2 separate regions of the Homo sapiens genome follow, and region 2 is linked to region 1. Evidence: chromatin contacts called from ENCODE Hi-C data. All regions are on one chromosome and are shown on one strand. The core of a region is the stretch at or near the end of the contact, and the rest is flanking DNA. Distances in the headings are between cores, read along the strand shown. Region 1 holds the start of BTC (betacellulin). Region 2 holds the start of PARM1 (prostate androgen-regulated mucin-like protein 1).

Region 1 (3,439 bases), core at 318-2,817:
AAATGCCATCTTGGAGTAAGAGATACTTTAACTTAGGGCACTGGTGCTGAGAGATGGAGAGAATATCAGAAAAGAAAAATGCAGGGTGGAAGTGTTGAGAGGGAGGGAGATGATGTCAAAATCCATTGGCTTCCAGTGTTTCTGCTCTTTTTAGCTGGGGTGCAGTAACCTTCCATCTTACAACTTTGGGTTTCTTTAAACTTCATGCCTGCCCTCTCTACCAATGTTTTATGAGCTGTCATGTGGGACTAGAATGGGATTCTGAAAATTAAGAGCTGATTTTTATTCCACCGGATATATCAGTTGCCTGGGGCAGTAAAATAATTTAGTTTTGAAATGAAATGTTATTCGTGGGAGACAAGTGCACAACAATTTACTTAACTTAAACAGTAGGATGAGGAGGAAGAGGCAGACACCCAAACTACATTTCATATGTAAAATAAGGCTTACATGACTTTTGGATGCTATAGAAATAAAATTTCTGTACTGAGGGGCATAATTATCCACATAAATCTTATATGAGGAACACAGACCAGTACAAAAGCAGCTGTATCTTTTGGTTATCTTGGAGGCAATATATAACCACATAAGGTAAAATTGGATGCTGCTTGCTTTCTCTAAAAGCTGTGAGGATGTCTTTCTGTTCCAGAAATTGCTTAATGCAAGTAAATGAAAATATACTGAATACATGAGTAAATTCATAAACAGAAATACAAATGAAATTTCTAAAGTAGGTCCTGGTGAGCCCCAATTTTATGAATTATTAGAAGACAATGCACCCAGAAACTAAGACACTAGCTTGAAGACTTTTTTCATTTCTTTTCTTTTTTTTTTTTTTTTTTTTTGTTGCTGATGTTGTTGTTGTTGTTGTCGTTGTTTTGAAACAGTGTCTCACTCTTGCGCCTTGGCTGGAGTGAAGTGGCTCGATCTAGGCTCATTGAAGGCTCCATCTCCCAAGCTTAAGCGATCCTCCCCACCTCAGCCTCAGGGAATGGATGGGACTGCAGGTGCACACCACCATACCCGGCTATTAATTTACTTTTGTATTTTTTGTAGAGACGAGGTTTCGCTATGGCTTCAAGACTTTAAAAGGCAACAATGACTCTTTTGAAATTGCCTGCATTATCAAATGCCTGAAGTCAACCACAATGAATGGTGAGTCTGGTTTCTCCATGACACTAGCAATCCTCTGAAATAAAGGAAGTTAGAATTCCAGAACACGTTTGGGTCTCTGACTCTTCCTCGGTGGCTTCCAGGAGTTTAGGTCAGCCTGCAGGCCCGACCGGAACCCCCGACACCCCTCCACGCGGATTCTTTACATCTCCCTCCCTACCTTGTTTACGCCCTAGGGGGTAGGGAAATGAACAGTCAGTCAGGTGAGACCCAGCAGGGGGAGTGGTGAGCTGGTCCGAGGGCAGCCCGAATATGTCCCTGGGTGTGGGTATGGGTGTGGGGCAATTTGGGTGGGAGCAGCGTGGAGGCTCCCAGGACCAAGTCCTGCGCCTCTTTGGCGGGGTGTGTGCAGGAGGAGGGGGGATAAATAGGAGGCTCCCTCCTCCCGGCGACATTCACGGAGCCGGCCGGCCTCCCGCCCTGGGTGTTTCCCTGCCTTGTAGCCAGGGTGCCAGCCTGGGAAGTAGTTTCGTTTCCTTCTGCCTCCGGGATTAGTTTCCAGGCACCCTCTCAGGCGCCCGAGGCCCGGGAAGGGGGCGAAGAAGGAGGGAGACTTGTCTAGGGGCTGCCCGGCCCGGCAGAGCGGGGTTGATGGACCGGGCCGCCCGGTGCAGCGGCGCCAGCTCCCTGCCACTGCTCCTGGCCCTTGCCCTGGGTAAGTGGCCGTGCTGGGCACTGGAAACCAGGAGGAAAGTCTGGGGCTGGAGTCGCGGGGAGGGCGAACCCTGAACCGAGCTGGCATCTGGACAAGAGGGCGCGCTGGGGCTGGCAGGCGCGGGTTGGAGAACTTTGAAGGCTGGGAGAGCGCGAGGTTAAAGATCTGGCAATTGGGCACCTGGGGCTGCACCTGCTGGAGGCAGTCCCTAGACGCGTGAGAAGGCCCGAGGGCGGAAGCGATTCCGAGGTCCTCGCTGCCAGTGCTGCGAGCAGGCCGCCAGCTGCTGACTTGTGCGCACAGCAGAGGGCCTGGCGGCGCCGGCGGGCTGTCCACCGGGGTGAGGCGCTGTGCTCGCAAGTGAGGGTCGGGGGGTGGGGGCAGGGGCGAGCAGGGAAACCCACTAAAGAAGCTCACGTGGTAGTATAGACCAAGAAGCATATCCTGCAGGAGGCAGAAGAACGGGAACTCTTTGACTGAAGGTGTGATCACCTGGCGTTAGGGAAGAGTGCCAGCGGGAGGAGGAGTAGCAGGATGCCTAGAGCCCTCCAGAGGGTCTCTCCTGCCTCCTTAGGAGTCAGAACTCACAAAGCAGAGCTGGAACTTCAGATGTGGCTGGAAGCAGGCTTCCCCTTCCCCTCCACCGAGGGAAGGTAGTGAGAAGGCTTCTAAGTAGGAAAAAATCCCAACTCTTCAAAGCTTGCTCTCTGCATCATGGTCATTTTGCGGGGCAGAGAAGGGAAGGGAAACCAGTAACATTTTCTAATCTTAGCTGGGCTGTAGACACATCTGGGTTTGGAGCATTTATGTGGTAGGAGGAGAGTCTCCACAGCTGAAGTGTCACCACGATATCACTCCTACCTTCAAGCCTGGGAAGGGGACACCACAAATGAAAAAGAATGGGAATTCCTCTTATTGAGGAAAGAGAGGGGGAGCCTAAATGAAAACTTTCATTTGACTGTGTCCTTGGAGTAAGAGAGGTGGCTAAAAAGGTACAGTGAACTTGCTTGGAGGTGGATCAGACTTAGGACCAAGGTTAGAGAAAATAAACTTATTTAACAAACGCTGAAGAGGAAGGAGTCAGTAACAATTTAGTGGTAGAGTGAATGTGTACATTCATGAAGAAGAGCAATGGGGTTGAGACTTAACCCTAGAAATAGTACTGATGCTTTTGCCAGCATTGCTTGCAAGTAGCTGACATTCTCTTCCTCCACCGTGTCTAAACTATCCAACAGTCAAAGTATTCCCTGAGAATCTGTCGTAGTCAGCAAGGTGCTGAGGTATGTAGCAATGGAGGTGGGGAAAGGGCTCATGAGATTCCTAAAATAAAACATGATTCCTGCCCTAGAACTTGCACTGAATTTGGATATGCAAGCCCAGCAGGGTAACCTGTGGAAAAATTCACGGAATCAGAAAAGGGAGAAAGAGCTCAACAGCGGGGGCTGGAATAGTGGGGAAAGGCTGAATGGAGGACACGAATGCGTGCCTTGAGGCTTGGGTAGAGTTTGCAATAGTAGAGAGGAAAGAGGGAACAGAGACAAGGGAAAAAGCATTTAGTAAAGGGTTGGCGATGCGAATGAGCATGCTTTACTGGAAAGAGTAGAATTTCTG
Region 2 (3,439 bases), core at 618-3,117, 140 kb before region 1:
TTGGGGTGGGGGTGGGGAAGCTACAATACACTGTTTGTTAGGGTTAATCCCGGTTTTGACAACTGCCAGAGCTGTTTAAAAAAGGAAATGATTAAATAAACAAGACAAGCCACTAAATCAAATTTGCAAACGAACCTCTCTACTGACTCACTCAAGGGTTTCTGAACCTCAAGAAAAGATTTTTGAGTGAGGAGAAGTAAAGGTACCTTCCGTGTCATTACGTAAGCATCTCCTGCTTTGAGGATTACAGGAATTACCACCCGCAGCCAGCCGGGAGCTCCGCTGCCTATTGCACCTGCCGGACCTAGGCTCTCTCATCTCAGCCCGAGGCTGGGCAGCCAAAGCCGCCTGCGAGTATTCGGGAACTGTCCGCGGACGCGTCTCCAAACCGTGCCGAGATACCAGCGAGAAAGAGGTTTTCTCAGACGGACGTTCACTAAGTAGAGAAAATACGCTATAGTTTCAAGTTGGGAAACTTTTCCTTATAACTGCATTACCCACTGTGAGCTGCCTGAAAACCGCTAGCTTCTTTTCAAGGGATTGCGACGACTCGTGTCCACAACTGTAGGAACCCGACGAACTCAGAGGGAGGATATACAGACTAAAGCACGAGTAGAATCGGTTTGCGCTATGTGACTTTGGGTCACATTTAAACTGAAAATGCCAGTGGCCGCGCAGTCGGGCTACTTTTCCCAGCAGCACCATATCCACAGCCAGTTGTCCCTTTTCGGGAGACGTTTTCTGGAAAAAATAGGTACCTGAACTCTAGATTCAAAGCGTCTTTCTGAATCTCTCCCCGGTCCCCGCCAAGCCGAGCTCAGTCATCTGGCTCCCCTCTTCCCCATCCCCGCTGCCAGAGGTCGTCGCCGTCTGTGGTCCCGAAACCCGAGAGTGGCTCCTACGAAGCCTTTCAGAGGTGGTGCAGGGGGAGGGGAGAGGATGCTAGTTTAGCCAAGTTAATAGTTTCTTCTATGGGATACGTTTTTGGGGAGTTCTGGGGCAGAAGGTAGCCTTGCTACCCCCAGTGACGATTGCGAGCCTGACCAAGGCCGGGCCGCTGCTGTTAGTGCCACATCATCCTAAGCATAACTAGGAAGGGACGCCGGAGATCAGAGACCGCCAAGACTCGAGAAAGCAAACCAGCCCCGCCAGGCGCGCAGCCGCTGCTGAAGCCTTCCCAGATGCGAACCTCCCACCCCCACTTCCCCGGCTTTTTCATCCCTTCCAGGGCCCAACGGCAACAAGAAGTCTGGTCCCGTACTTTGGCAGAGTGCGCTCCGAAACCCTGGTGAAGAAAGAGAAGCCTTGAGGCGCAGTCCGTGTTGCCCACTCTGGGTTCGAACACGCAGCTAAGACAGCCACCTGTTCTACAAAGCTGGAGTTTGTGCGGGCGCGGGCTGCGGCAGGAAGGACCCCATCGTCCCCTCCCTCAGTACGGTTCGGGACCGCCAAAGGTGCACGTCACCCCAAATCTAAGTGCGCACACACCTGCGCACTCACCCGGAGGCGCGCGGCGACTCACTGCCGGATCTCCTAGCTTCAGCCCCGACCACGCGCTAGCTACTGGGGCCCACCCCGCGACCTGCCCTTCCGGGAGGATGGCGCCAATTACCTGCAGTTAAGATGCAAAGAGCGAAGAGAGTCTTGTAGACCATGGTAGCCTGGTATTTGGTGCCCAGCCCGGGGCGGGCGGCAAGGAGTTTGCGGACTGACAGAGCGCACTGGGCGCTGGTAGCGACTCCTCTGCCGGGTGGGCTGCGGTGGGAGCCGGGAGGCGCGAACAGCTCCAGTGGAGGGCGCGAGGCAAACGAGGCGAACGCAGCGCAGCTCCGTCAGCTGCGTGCCCTCCGGTGCTCCGCGCTCTTCTGCTCCATCCCAGCCGCCCGAGCCCGGGGCCGCCTCCGCCTCCGCCGCCGCCGCCGCGCCTGCCGCTGCCAAACCCCTCCCACCCGGGCCCCGCGGCGATGACTGGGCCACCCCCTGGCCTTCCTTCTCTCAGCCCTCAGGTCCCGAGAGCCCCGGCCCAGAGCGGCCTCTGCTGGACAGTCAAGACACGAGACCCTGGGTTCAGCAAATGTTTGCAGCGCCTTGCACTGTGCTGGGAACTAGGGATGCAAAGAAATGTGAGCACATCTCTGCCCTTAGGAATCTAGCTCAGCTTTTCCTACATGAGCTTACAGCCTTTAAAAAGGTGACCTTATGCCATTTTAGGAGTTCCCTCGGAGAACCGGCACATGTTCCAAGAATGAGGACCTTCTTCATTTGTCAAAACACTTCTGCGTGTACATCATTAAACCCTCATCCACATTAAACCCGGCTGAGCTTCCTGGGGCCCGAACCAGGATGTCTGCCGCTGCATTCAGCTTCTTACTAGAAGAAAATACTGTCGGGGGGATAACTAAGCCAGACACCCTACTAGGCGTTGTTTCATGAATCCTTCTAAGAATTATTATTATTCCATTTTACAGGTGAGAAAATGAAGGCACAGAGAAGACAATGTTCTCAAGGTCGCATAACTGGTAAGAATAGTTTGTGCACTAGGCCCATAATAAAGGCTGACGTTTCCTGAGTGATTGCTATGTGCTAGGCACTGGACAACGTGCTGTTCAGGAATCAACCAAGTCATTTAGTTCTCACAACAATCCTTGGAGATTATATCCTCGTTTTCAGGGGAGAAAGTAGAAGCACAGAGAAGTTTAACTTGCCCGAGTTCACACAACTCGCAAGTAATGATAAGATGCCTGCCCAGGCACCCCGCTCAGCCTCTGTACTCTACTCCCTCTCAAGAGCCCAAAGCTTCTCCAAAGCCTACAGATTAGAACTGACCTTTCATTCAGTTCCCTCCCTGCTCTTGCTACACTTTAGGCTTGCTTAATTCTCACACTTCGATCAAAGCAGATGCCAGGTTCTCTCCCAATTCTGTTATTAATGAACCTATTGGTCCCCTAGTCACTAGAGCTGGGGCACTGCAGGAGTTAACAAGCCTTTGTAAAGAAATGATTTGCGTGGAAGGCAGCTTTCTTTTTTCTGTAATATCTTCTTCATATGCCATGGGCTCTGTTCTCACTTCTTTCTCACATACCAGAAGCTGACTCTAGGAGTCCTGAGCACCTTATCTATGGTCAATTCCTCTGCCTGACTCTATCACACTACCACTTGTAGATTTTGCTCACACTTCCACAACCAGATTAAATTTGGATCATATTTTTTTCTCTTTGTTTTGGTAAATCTAGTAATTTCTGTTGGAATGAGAAACAAAAAATACTCAGACCAAGTGCCCATCCCCTCTCCATCCTCCCTGGCCAGATAAACTGCAAATTCAATTTGTTCAGCATGTTCTCTGAATGCTTTTGACTTCAAGGCCCTTCCGGTTTCTAGGGTAATCTATGTGATTAGGAACAATTTCTGCATCTGGGTTTTGGTTGTCATGGATGCAGGG

The links. Hi-C counts contacts between places; a loop is a spot of excess contacts on that map. Pooled maps may share reads with other maps.
Region 2: a map of sigmoid colon shows a loop between it and region 1 (2.9-fold over the local background). The contact joins the promoter of PARM1 here to the promoter of BTC in region 1. A Hi-C loop is called at or near these places in 1 of 168 maps with a recorded cell type or tissue (sigmoid colon) and 4 of 50 pooled maps.

What each region holds. Positions count from the first base shown.
Region 1 is chr4:74,792,651-74,796,089 of GRCh38, reverse strand. It overlaps BTC (betacellulin), which reads left to right and starts at 1,567. Exons shown (of 6, transcript NM_001729.4): 1 at 1,567-1,828. The coding sequence starts at 1,765.
Region 2 is chr4:74,931,544-74,934,982 of GRCh38, reverse strand. PARM1 (prostate androgen-regulated mucin-like protein 1) reads right to left here and starts at 1,867. Exons shown (of 4, transcript NM_015393.4): 1 at 1,613-1,867. The coding sequence starts at 1,655. RefSeq lists an enhancer at 934-983 and silencers at 1,094-1,143, 1,724-2,033.